Linked DNA regions of Homo sapiens: all the other regions are linked to region 1. Evidence: chromatin contacts called from ENCODE Hi-C or POLR2A ChIA-PET data. All regions are on one chromosome and are shown on one strand. The core of a region is the stretch at or near the end of the contact, and the rest is flanking DNA. Distances in the headings are between cores, read along the strand shown. Region 1 overlaps BICD1 (BICD cargo adaptor 1). Region 2 overlaps FGD4 (FYVE, RhoGEF and PH domain containing 4). Region 3 overlaps FGD4 (FYVE, RhoGEF and PH domain containing 4).

Region 1 (3,875 bases), core at 951-3,450:
TCGGAGAGAGGATCACCTGAGCCCGGGCAGCCAAGGCTGTAGTGAGCTATGATCTGGCCACTGCACTCCAGCCTGGGCAACAGAGTGAGAGCCGGTCTCAAAATCAAACAAAAAAGCCACTAAGTTTGTGGTAATTTATAACAGCAGCCCTAGGAAACTGAGACAATGGGTGACCATACAGCACCAAAGGACTTCTATTTCATGATTGGTGAACATTTTAAAATAAGAAAAGGCCAGGCATGGTGGCTCACGCCTATAATCCCAGCACTTTGGGAGGCCGAGGCGGGTGGATCACGAGGTCAGGAGTTCAAGACCACTCTCGCCAAGATGGTGAAACCCTGCCTGTACTAAAAATACAAAAATTGGCCAGGTGTGGTGGTGGGCACCTGTAATCCCAGCTACTCGGGAGGCTGAGGCAGAGAACTGGTTGAGCCCGGGAGGCAGAGGTTGCAGTGAGCCAAGATCACGCCACTGCACTCCAGCCTGGGTGACAGTGAGACTCCATCCCAAAAAGAAAAAAAAAAAAAAAGTATTACAGAAAAGAATGTGAGAACATGTTTCAAGTATTAACAAATAAAAGAATGCATGCTAAATAATTATTTGCAACACATCATAGAGCCAGTTCTCACCTGGCAATAAGGTACTCCAAAAGTTCATTCATAAGTAAATTGAGACTCAGAATGCATATTTTTCCTGCAGGAGTCATGTGATATATTATGGATGTTTTCAAATATTAATCCATAATAATCATTTTAAGTTAATCATATGCGGACTATAGTTTTCTTGAAGCGAGGGATTGTTCTACACGTATTTAAGTCTTGCTGTCTAGCAGAGTGCTTTGCATGGGTAGGGCCTCCAATAAATGCTTGATGAGTAGTAGTTCATTAAAAAATTCTTTAAAATTTTTTTTACCACAAAACATCTGCAAGTAGAGTAGTTCATTTTTTAAAGCACCATACACTAATATTTAATAGCAGCTGTTTTAGAGTCAGATTGCAAGGCTTCAGATCCTGGCTCTGCCACTTACAGAATGCAAATCATTAAGCAAATTTACATAATCTCTGTGTGCTTCAATTTATTTGTCTATAAAATTGTGATATTAATACCTATCTCACAATGCTGTTGTGAGGAGTAAATGAATTATTATGTACTAAATACTTAGAACATTACTTGCATGTACGGATTCAATAAATCTTAAATATTGTTATTAGCTCTTAAGTATATCTCCTCAACTAAATTATAAACTCTGAGGAAGAGGCAAGATCCTATCCTTTTTAAAATCCCGGCATCTACACAATTTCTTGCATATTGTGTGCACTCAGTGAGTATTTGTTGAACTACTAAAAGGAATGAATGATTGGCTATATGTTTACAATACCTTCTCCATAAAAAATACATATAGAATTGATAACATTCTAACATTTGTTACAGTAAAAAATGTTTTTAGAAATTAAATAGAATTTTTTTTTTAAGACAGTGTCTTGCTGTGTCGCCCAGGCTGGAGTGCAGTGGCATGATGTCAGCTCACTGCAACCTCTGCCTCCTGGGTCCAAGCAATTCTCCTGCCTCAGCCTCCCAAGTAGCTGGGACTACAGGCACGTGCCACCACACCCTCCTAATTTTTGTATTTTTAGTAGAGATGGGGTTTCACCATTGTTGGCCAGGCTGGTCTCAAACTCCTAACCTCAAGTGATCCACCTACCTTGGCCTCCCAAAATGCTGGGATTACAGGTGTGAGCCACCATGCCCAGCCTAAATAGAATTTTTAAGATGTCAGAGCAAAAAGGAAATTATTACCAGTGTGAAATTCTTCACTATATTTTAGCCCCTAAGAGGCAGAGACCTTGTCCTGTTTCTTTGTAACTGCTGCATTTTGCGTGATGTTTTGCAGAATAGGCATGTGCGACCTTGTACACAGAAAGGGCTTAAGCAAATCCTTATGCAGATTCCTGGAGTTATTTTTCTGTGCTGGTCGCTCCTTTCCAGAATTCTACTCTGCAACTTCCAGCTGCCTTAGCCTTCTGAACTCAGAGCCCCCTCTCCTTACCTCCACGAGGCCTCTGGGGTCTCTGGGTTTCCCCTTCTTGCACTTGCAGTTTATACATTGCCTCCAAGCAGAAGGCCCAGGTGTTTCTCATGCTCATCCCATCTGTTTCCCCTCTAACAGAGATTAGTCTTACAAGGCCTCGTGTTCAGTCTGAAAACAGCTGCTTCCTGTACTTCGTTCAGTTCTCTAATTGCTCACAATAAAAAGCTAAGTCCTTTCTTACTTCATCATGGCTAGAAGCAGTTCCCATGCGAATGTCTTGGTTAAAGGAGAAAAATGTATAAGGTAACTATAAACTAAGACTTTCACATCAATTCAGTTGGTTCTTTTGTTAAGAATTACAGGGTTGGGCACGATGGCTCACACCTGTAATCCCAGAACTTTGGGAGGCTGAGGCGGGAGGATCCCTTGAGGCCAAGATTTTAAGATCAGCCTGGGAAACATAGTGAGACCCCGTTTCTACAGAAAAAAAAAAAAAAAAAGTAAAAATTAGGCACAGTGTCGCATGCCTCTAGTCTCAGCTACTTGGGAAGCTGAGGCAGGATGATCAATCCCTTGAGCCCAAGAGTTCGCGGTTACAGTGAGCTATAATTGTGCCACTGCATTCAGCCTAGGTGACACAGCGAGATCCTATTTAAAAAAAAAAAAAAAGACAAAAAGAAAAGAAAATTACAGTATAATTTTTCTGTGTTGAAGAGCTTCTGCTGGACAAATTTTCAGTCTTGGTCGGCAGTTTAACTCAAGAACAGACTCTTCTATCTTCACTTCCAGCTTACATAAATTAGAATGGAGAAGAGAATTCTAAAGTATAAAGAATGTACACTGTTCTCTGCCCCAATTACACATCTGTCTCACGGCTTGTTAGGCAGCATGATGAATAAGCGTGTCATCTCTCTCCATTTATTTGTGCATCCATTTTTATATCCATAGTCTATAGAGACTTTCATTGCTTCTCACAAATTTGTTTAAACTTTTAATAGTGATATATACAGACTTCCTCATCTAAGCACAGACACGATTTCTATTTAGGTCATTTCTGTGCAGTCACTTCCTCTTCCTAGGTCATAGCCCTGTAGTTCTATCATACATAGACTGTCTATTTTAATAGAAACCTGCAGCAATGGTGGAAGGAGGGGAACGGGAGTCATTTCATCAGAAAGATGCATTGTATCTACTGGAGAATTTTCTTGTCTTAGAAACACTAGAAATTATATTTTCTGGAAATTTCAAATTTTACTAAAATGTGGTCATTGTCAATTATGTAACAGGGGCTTTCCTTTTCAATATAGCGACTATCAGTAATAGTGCTGGAAATATGATAACAGGCCACATTCTAAAAATTCATTTCCTCTTTAATTAGGACCTAACTCTTGGAAACTCCTTCATGTGAGCTGCCACAACATCATCTAAAAGCAAACTGCCAAAAAATCATCTTAAACCGCATCATCTAAAAGTTATTTTGGCAAAATGCATGGTCTCAAATGGAAGATAATGACAGCTAAGATAGAATTTAGAATGAGCCCCAGCACTTTGGGAGGCCAAGGCGGGTGGATCACTTGAGGTCAGGAGTTCGAGACCAGCCTGGCCAACATGGTGAAACCCTGTCTCTACCAAAAATATAAAAAAATAGCCAGGCGTGGTGGTGCATGCCTATAATCCCAGCTACTCGGGAGGCTGAGGCAGAAGAATCACTTGAACCCAGGAGATGGAGGTTGCAGTGAGCCAAGATCACGTCACCGCACTCTAGCCTGGGCAATAGAATGAGACTCTGTCTCAAAAAAAAAAAAAAAATTTAGAATGAGCACGAAGTTAATGAATAATACCTCAG
Region 2 (3,678 bases), core at 394-2,893, 160 kb after region 1:
TACTCAGCTTTCCTTGTGTGTCTACACCATTCATATACTCGCATCAGCAATGTGTAGCAATTTTGTGCTGGGGTGTATTAGAGAATAGTATACTTTTTGTTCTCTTTGAGTATTCATGGACTGGACTTTCTTTATGTCCCTTTTAGTTTAACAGTTCCAATTTTCTTGGCATCCTTTCTGATGTTGTCGTAGGGCCTTATTTCAAGAGCATGCTGGTCTGTAGGATCTGGCTGCTCCTCCACTGAAAGCCCCCAGAATGCTTTGTTACATTGTCAGGAATTTCTGTATTTCTTTTATCTTGTAGCTTTCTCTATCATATCCCATTTCCACTGTCCTCTCTTCTTTCACAGCCATTTTCTTCCTCTTTCTTTGCTCATTGTTTTTTCATTATTAGGACTTGGCTTTTTAGGTCAAGACTCCTGATAAAAGGACTCCTTTCTTCTGCTGTTGCCTTACCAGTCACATATGTGGTGCTGTCTCTAGTGGGCTTTGCTTTAAAAGCAAAAAACAAAAAACCAACAACAACAAAAGCAAAACAAAAGCAGCTATGCATGTTTAGAAACTGGATTTTAGTTCACAGCTTGTATAGAAAAAGATGAGACTATAGGCCGGGCGCAGTGGCTCACGTCTATAATCCCAGCACTTTGGGAGGCTGAGGCAGGCGGATCATGAGGTCAGGAGATCGAGACCATCCTGGCCAACGCGGTGAAACCCTGTCTCTACTAAAAAAAAATACAAAATATTAGCCGGGTGTGGTGGCGGGCACCTGTAGTCCCAGCTACTCGGGAGGCTGAGGCAGGAGAATGGCGTGAACCCGGGAGGCTGAGCTTGCAGTGAGCCGAAATCATGCCACTACACTCCAGTGTGGGCGACAGAATGAGACTCTGTCTCAAAAAAAAAAAAAGAAAAAGATGAGACTATAAAACATCTGATGCTTGGAATATTGCTGTTACTGTTTTCCATCTCTTAATCTATTTCATTCAATCTAAAATGTGCATTTTTTTTTCACATTGAAGCATCTCAAATTGGGAGCTGCTTTTTTTTTTTTTTTTTTTTTTTTTTTTGAGACAGAGTCTCGCTTTGTCACCCAGGCTGGAGTGCAGTGGTGGGATCTCGGTTCACTACAAGCTCCGCTTCCCGAGTTCACGCCATTCTCCTGCCTCAGCCTCCCAAGTAGCTGGGACTACAGGCGCCCGCCACCATGCCTGGCTAATTTTTTGTATTTTTAGTAGAGATGGGGTTTCACCATGTTAGCCAGGATGGTCTCGATCTCCTGACGTTGTGATCCACCCGCCTCAGCCTCCCAAATTGGGAGCTTCTTAAATTGGCAGTATTTTAAAAATTATGTGACATTGAAATGTAGATTGGCCTAAATTTTAAAATGTAGTTGCACAGTATTTACTGCCTCTAGATAATAGTTTATTAAATACTCTCCCAGACTATATAACTGAGAAAATACACTAACAAATTCCCCTCCCCCTTTTCTAAATTAAAAACATAGTATATATGAATATCATTTTCATATATCTTGCTACTTCCTTAGCCTTCTTAATTATAAACTTGAGTCAGCTATTATTTACTGAGTACTTACATTTTAGATGCTGTTCTAAGTGCTCCACATGTATAAACTTGCTTAGTCATCACGAGTGGGAACTATTACCCTCATCGTACAGAAGAGGAAGCAGAAGCCCATAAAGTTTAAATACTTTCTCCAAGTTCACATGGCTAGTAGGTGGGGGAGTGACGATTTAAACCCCTGCTCTTAATCTCTGTACTTTTCTGTCTGATGTAAATTTCTTATTGCCCTTTTTTTAATATCACTGAACTTGAGGATATTGTTTATCTTTAGCAATGGAAAAATCATTTCCTCCTGATATTCTTTATCCAGTTTGTCTAAAGTCTAAAAAACAAAACAACTCTTTGGTTTATTACTGGGTGAACCCCAAAATTGGGATTCGGCCAGAGAGGCCACATGGGTTCTCGGCTTCCTCCAGGAAAGAATTCAAGAACAAGCTGACAGTAAAGTGAAATCATGTTTATTAAGAAAGTTAAGGAATAGGCCAGCACGGTGACTCACACCTGTAATCCCAGCACTTTGGGAGGCCGAGGCGGGCAGATCACTAGGTGAGGAGATCGAGACCATCCTGGCCAACATGGTTAAACCCCATCTCTATTAAAAAATACAAAAAATTAGCCGGGCGTGGTGGCAGGCGCCTGTAATCCCAGCTACTTGGGAGGCCGAGGCAGGAGAATTGCTTGAACCCGGGAGGCGAAGCTTGCAGTGAGCCGAGATCACGCCACTGCATTCCAGCCTGGGCAACAGAGTGAGACTTCATCTCAAAAAAAAAAAAAAAAAAAGAAAGAAAGTGAAGGAATAAATAAAAGGCTGGCTACTCCATAGGCAGAGCAGCCCCATGGGCTGCTGGTTGACTATTTTTATGGTTATCTTTGATCACATGCTAAGCAAGGGATGCATTATTCATGAGTTTTCCAGGAAAGAAGCTGGTAGTTCCTGGAACCAAGAGTTCTTCCCATTTTTAGACAATATAGAGTAATTTCCAGGAGTTGCCAGCATCTGTAAATTTACTGTCATGGCACTGGTGGGAGTGTTTTTTTTTTTTTCTTTTTCTTTTTGTCCACCTTTTCCCTACTTCTACCATTCTATTCTCTACTTCCATGAATTTGACTTTTCTAAATTCCACACATAAGCTGAGATCATACTGTATTTGTCTTTCTGTGCCTAGCTCATTTGACTTAACATAATGTTCTCTAGGTTCATCCATGCTGTTGCAAATGACAGAATTTCCTGCTATTTATTTATTTATTTTTTGTTATACTTTAAGTTCTGGGATACATGTGCAGAACATGCAGGTTTGTTCCATAGGTATACACGTGCCATGGTGGTTTGCTGCATCCATCAACCCGTCATCTACATTAGGTATTTCTTCTAATGCTATCCCTCCCCTAGCCCCCAACCCCCTAACAGGCCCCGGTATGTGATGTTCCCCTCCCTGTGTCCATGTGTTCTCATTGTACAACTCCCATATATGAGTGAGAACATGCGGTGTTTGGTTTTCCGTTCCTGTGTTAGTTTGCTGAAGACGATTGTTTCTAGCTTCATCCATGTCCCTGCAAAGGACATGAACTCATTCTTTTTTTATGGCTGCATAGTATTCCATGGTGTATATGTGTCACATTTTCTTTATCCAGTCTATCATTGATGGACATTTGGGTTGGTTCCAAGTCTTTGCTATTGTGAATAGTGCTGCAGTCAACATATGTGTGCATGTGTCTTTATAGTGGAATGATTTATAATCCTTTGGGTATATGCCCGATAATGGGATTGCTGGGTCAAACAGTATTTCTGGTCCTAGATTTTTGAGAAATAGCCATACTGTCTTCCACAATGGTTGAACTAATTTACACTCCCACCAACAGTGTAAAAGCATTCCTATTTCTCCACATCCTCTCCAGCATCTGTTGTTTCCTGACTTTTTAATGAATGCTATTCTAACTGGTGTGAGATGGTATCTCACTGTGGTTTTGATTTCCATTTCTCTAATGACCAGTGATGATGAGCTTTTTTTCATATGTTTGTTGCCTGCATAAATGTCTTCTTTAGAGAAGTGTCTGTTCATATCCTTTGCCCACTTTTTGATGGGGTTGTTTGTTTTTTTC
Region 3 (3,956 bases), core at 1,398-3,897, 200 kb after region 1:
TGGCCTCAAGCAATCCTCCCACCTCGGCCTCCCAAAGTGTTGGGATTATAGGCGTGAGCTACTGTACCCAGCCTAAAGTATATTTTAATTAAGGATGTCGATTGTTTTTTAAAATATAATGGTATTGCACATTTGCCAAACTACAGTGTATTGTAAACATAACTTTAACTTTTATATGTACTAGGAAATGAAAAAAGTTTGCGACTAGCTTTGAGATATTCACTTTGTTTTGGTGGTCTGGAACTGAACCTGCAGTATCTCTGAGTGTGCCTGTACATATACATATAAAAAATTGTATCATAAGGAATTAACTCATGAGATTATGGAGGCTGACAAGTCCAAATCTGCAGTGGGGTTGGCAGGCTCAAGTCCCAGGACAGCCAATGATGCAAAACAAGTCCAAAGGCCATTTGCTGGGGAATTTGCTCTTGCTTGGGAGGCTGGTCTCTGTTCTGTTCAGGCCTTTAACTGATTGGATGAGGACCACTCACCTTATGGAGGGCAGTCTGCTTTGCTCAAAGCTCACTGATTTAATGTTATCCAAAATACCTTCCAACTTGACATATAAAATTAGCAATCATGGCCGGGCGCGGTGGCTCACAGCTGAAATTCTAGCACTTTGGGAGGCTGAGGTGGGTGGATTGCTTGAGGCCAGGAGTTCGAAACCAGCCTGGCCAATATGGCGTAACCCTGTCTCTACTAAAGATACAAAAATCAGCCAGGCGTGGTGGCGCATGCTTGTAATCCCAGATACTCGGGAGGCTGAAACAGGAAAATCACTTGAAGATGGGAATGGGAGGTTGCAGTGAGCCAAGATGGCGTCACTGCACTCCAGCCTGGGCAACACAGCGAGAGTCTGTCTCAAAAAAAAAAAAAAAAAAAAAAAAATTAGCAATTACACCTCCTACGGAATGTGGTACAGGCAAGGCCTTTTTAGAGGGCATCAGCCTTCACCACCCTACTCCCAGAGCTTCTCTCCAAGCCCAGCATTTTTAGCTACATTTTTATTGCACATATATTTTATTAGGTAGAAATATATTTTATTAAGTAAAAATTCTAAAACCTATTTGAACCAAATAAAAATAGGCAAGAAAGCATCCTATTGTGAAACAGTTACAAATGCAAAGAATTTAGGAGAGTGGTGAGTTAAGAGGATGTGGGTAGAGTTTATTATAATTGTGTGGATTGTCACCTGTCATGAGGATTACAGTTTGGTAAAAGAAAAATAAACCCTTTTTTCATTTTGAGCCTGGAATATATGTTACTATACACGGTGCAATAAGGGCCTTATTAGATCTACAGGAAAATTCTGTCTCCATTCTAAGGGAGAGTGGCTTGTGGGACCTTAGGAACCCTGGCTCTACTACCCAACCATTGGACAAGTCTTACCTCTTTTGGATGCTGCTAACTCTTCAGAAGAATTCCTTGTGGTGGTATATAACTTGTTGGTTGAAGAATAAATAAATAAAACGTAATTAAAGTCTATATAGCAGCTACTGTTTAACCATATTGTCTCATATAAACCTTGAAAGGAGCTAATAAAGTGGAGGGCATAGTTATATTACTGCTCTTACAGAAACAGCAACCACAATTTTAAGTCTTCTAGTCAGTGTAGGACAGTGTTTTATACATAGGTGCTTAATATAAATATTTGATTTAAAACCAATCTTGTATTTTTTTAATTGTTTTCTTTCTTCCCTTCCACTGGTCTTCTTTAATTTTAACTTTTGGCCGGGCTTGGTGGCTCACGCCTGTAATCCCAGCACTTTGGGAGGCCAAGGCGGGCAGATCACCTGAGGTCAAGAGTTTGAGACCAGCCTGGCCAACGTGGTGAAACCCTGTCTCTACTAAAAATACAAAAATAAGCCGAGAGTTGTGGTGGGTGCCTGTAATCCCAGCTACTCGGGAGGCTGAGGCAGGAGAATTGCTTGAACCCGGGAGGTGGAGGTTGCAGTGAGCCGAAATCACGCCATTGCACTCCAGGCTGGGCAACAGAGCGAGACTCCATCTCAAAAAAAATTTTTTTTAATTTTTATTTAATTATAATTTTTTTTCTAAGTTGGGGTGTTGCCCTGTCACCCAGGCTGGAGTGCAGTAGCACCCTCTTGGCTCACTGCAACCTCAAACTCTTGGACTCAAGCATTCCTCCCACCTCAGCCTTCCAAGTAGCTGGGAACTACAGGTGTGCCTCACTATGCCCAGCCACTGCTTAACTCTGATTTTATCCTCAATCATTGTCTACTGTATGATGAATGCTGTATTTTTTTTTTTTTTAATTCTAGAGAGGAAACCTTTCTGTAGTGTAACTTGCAAAAGAGTTGGTGTTTTTCTTTCTCAGTGATCTCTTACAGCAAATGTTCATTAATTAAAAATAGCTGACCGACACAGGAAACAGCTCATGTAGCAGCTTATGATGTTGTTCTAAAAACAGACTTGAGCTCTCGAGTGCTAGAGAAGCATGAATATTGAAAACATTGCAAACAAATTCAGGTAAAAGTATGGTGTGTTCTAAGAAGGATCTGTGTGCCTTTACGTTAATATTTTTTCTGATTATAAAAGTCGTGTGCTTACTGTTAAAAAGATATTATAGGCCTGGGCGCAGTGGCTCATGCCTGTAAACCCAGCACTTTGGGAGGCTGAGGCAGGCAGATGGCTTGAGTCCAGGAGGTTGAGGCTGCAGTGAGCTATGATCGCCCAACTGTACTGCAGCCTGAGCAACAGAATGAGACCCTGTCAAAGGAAGAAAAGATATTGTAACCATGTATTTTGTAGAAAGTGAAGTTCTCACCCAAGTTATAGCATTGATTTATTCTGGTGGTTTCTTTTTTTGTTGTTTTTTTGAGACGGAGTCTCACTCTGTCACCCAGGCTGGAGTGCAATGGCACGATCTCAGCTCACTGCAACCTCCGCCTCCGAGTTCAAGCGATTTTCCTGCCTCAGCCTCCCGAGTAGCTGGGATTACAGGCGCCTGCCACCACACCTAGCAAATTTTTGTATTTTTAGTAGAGACGGGGTTTCACCATGTTGGCCAGGCTGGTCTCGAACTCCTGACCTCAGATGATCCACCCTTATCAGCCTCCCAAAATGCTGGGGTTATAGGCATGAGCCATTGCGCCCGGCCTATTCTGGTGGTTTCTATCGGATTTTTAAAATACATACGCAAACAGTATATACTTATTGTTTAAATGGAATTATACTATTTATTCAACTTGTTTTTTTATTTATATATACTAGAAATTTTCCACAGAAATCTTTTAAAATTCCCTAATTTGTTATCTTTTATTTATTTATTGAGACAGAGTCTTGCTCTGTCGCCCAGGCTGGAGTGCAGTGGCGCAATCTCGGCTCACTGCAACCTCTGCCTCCTGGGTTCAAGGAATTCTCCTGCCTCAGCCTCCCAAGTAGCTGGGACTACAGGTGTGTGCCACCATGCCTGGATAATTTTTTTGTATTTTTAGTAGAAACAGGATTTCACCATGTTAGCCAGGCTGGTCTCAAACTCCTGACCTCAGGCAGTCTACCCGCCTCAGCCTCCCAAAGTGCTGGGATTACAGGCGTGAGCCACCACGTCCGGCCATTTGCTATCTTTTTAAAGACAACATAGTATTTCACTCTATACCTAGACTACAGTTTGTTTAAACCAATTTTCTTTTTCTTCTTTGTTTTTTTTTTGAGACGGAGTTTTGCTCTTGTTGCCCAGGCTGGAGTGCAATGGCATAATCTCGACTCATCGCAACCTCTGCCTCCCAGGTTCAAGCAATTCTCCTGCTTTAGCCTCCCGAGTAGCTGGGATTACAGGCATGCGGCACCATGCCTGGCTAATTTTGTATTTTTAGTAGATATGGGGTTTCTCCATGTTGGTCAGGCTGGTCTTGAACTCCCAACTTCAGATGATCTTCCCGCCTCGGCCTCCCAAAGTGCTGGGATTACAAGCATGAGCCACTGTGCCTGGCCTA

What was found. Hi-C counts contacts between places; a loop is a spot of excess contacts on that map. ChIA-PET counts read pairs that join two places held with the same protein, here RNA polymerase II (POLR2A). Pooled maps may share reads with other maps.
Region 2: POLR2A ChIA-PET joins it to region 1 with 10 read pairs in Panc1. The contact joins two enhancer-like sites. POLR2A ChIA-PET finds 5 or more read pairs at or near these places in 2 of 52 experiments (Panc1 and WTC11).
Region 3: a map of OCI-LY7 shows a loop between it and region 1 (2.5-fold over the local background). The contact joins two enhancer-like sites. A Hi-C loop is called at or near these places in 1 of 168 maps with a recorded cell type or tissue (OCI-LY7) and 2 of 50 pooled maps. POLR2A ChIA-PET finds 5 or more read pairs at or near these places in 1 of 52 experiments (OCI-LY7).

Annotation. Positions count from the first base shown.
Region 1 is chr12:32,263,036-32,266,910 of GRCh38, forward strand. All of the region lies in intron 2 of BICD1 (BICD cargo adaptor 1), which reads left to right. Among named protein-coding and RNA genes, the nearest start is that of FGD4, 130 kb to the right of the region's middle. RefSeq lists enhancers at 2,015-2,064, 2,105-2,154, 3,069-3,178. Within about 2 kb of position 2,201, at least 6 of the 41 ENCODE cell types and tissues checked have a DNase peak (open chromatin) inside an H3K27ac peak, as active enhancers do; they include OCI-LY7, where a contact is called at or near this core.
Region 2 is chr12:32,421,253-32,424,930 of GRCh38, forward strand. All of the region lies in intron 1 of FGD4 (FYVE, RhoGEF and PH domain containing 4), which reads left to right. Among named protein-coding and RNA genes, the nearest start is that of FGD4, 24 kb to the left of the region's middle. Within about 2 kb of position 1,644, at least 5 of the 41 ENCODE cell types and tissues checked have a DNase peak (open chromatin) inside an H3K27ac peak, as active enhancers do.
Region 3 is chr12:32,466,005-32,469,960 of GRCh38, forward strand. The region is part of intron 1 of FGD4 (FYVE, RhoGEF and PH domain containing 4); the gene reads left to right. Among named protein-coding and RNA genes, the nearest start is that of FGD4, 68 kb to the left of the region's middle. Within about 2 kb of position 2,648, at least 3 of the 41 ENCODE cell types and tissues checked have a DNase peak (open chromatin) inside an H3K27ac peak, as active enhancers do; they include OCI-LY7, where a contact is called at or near this core.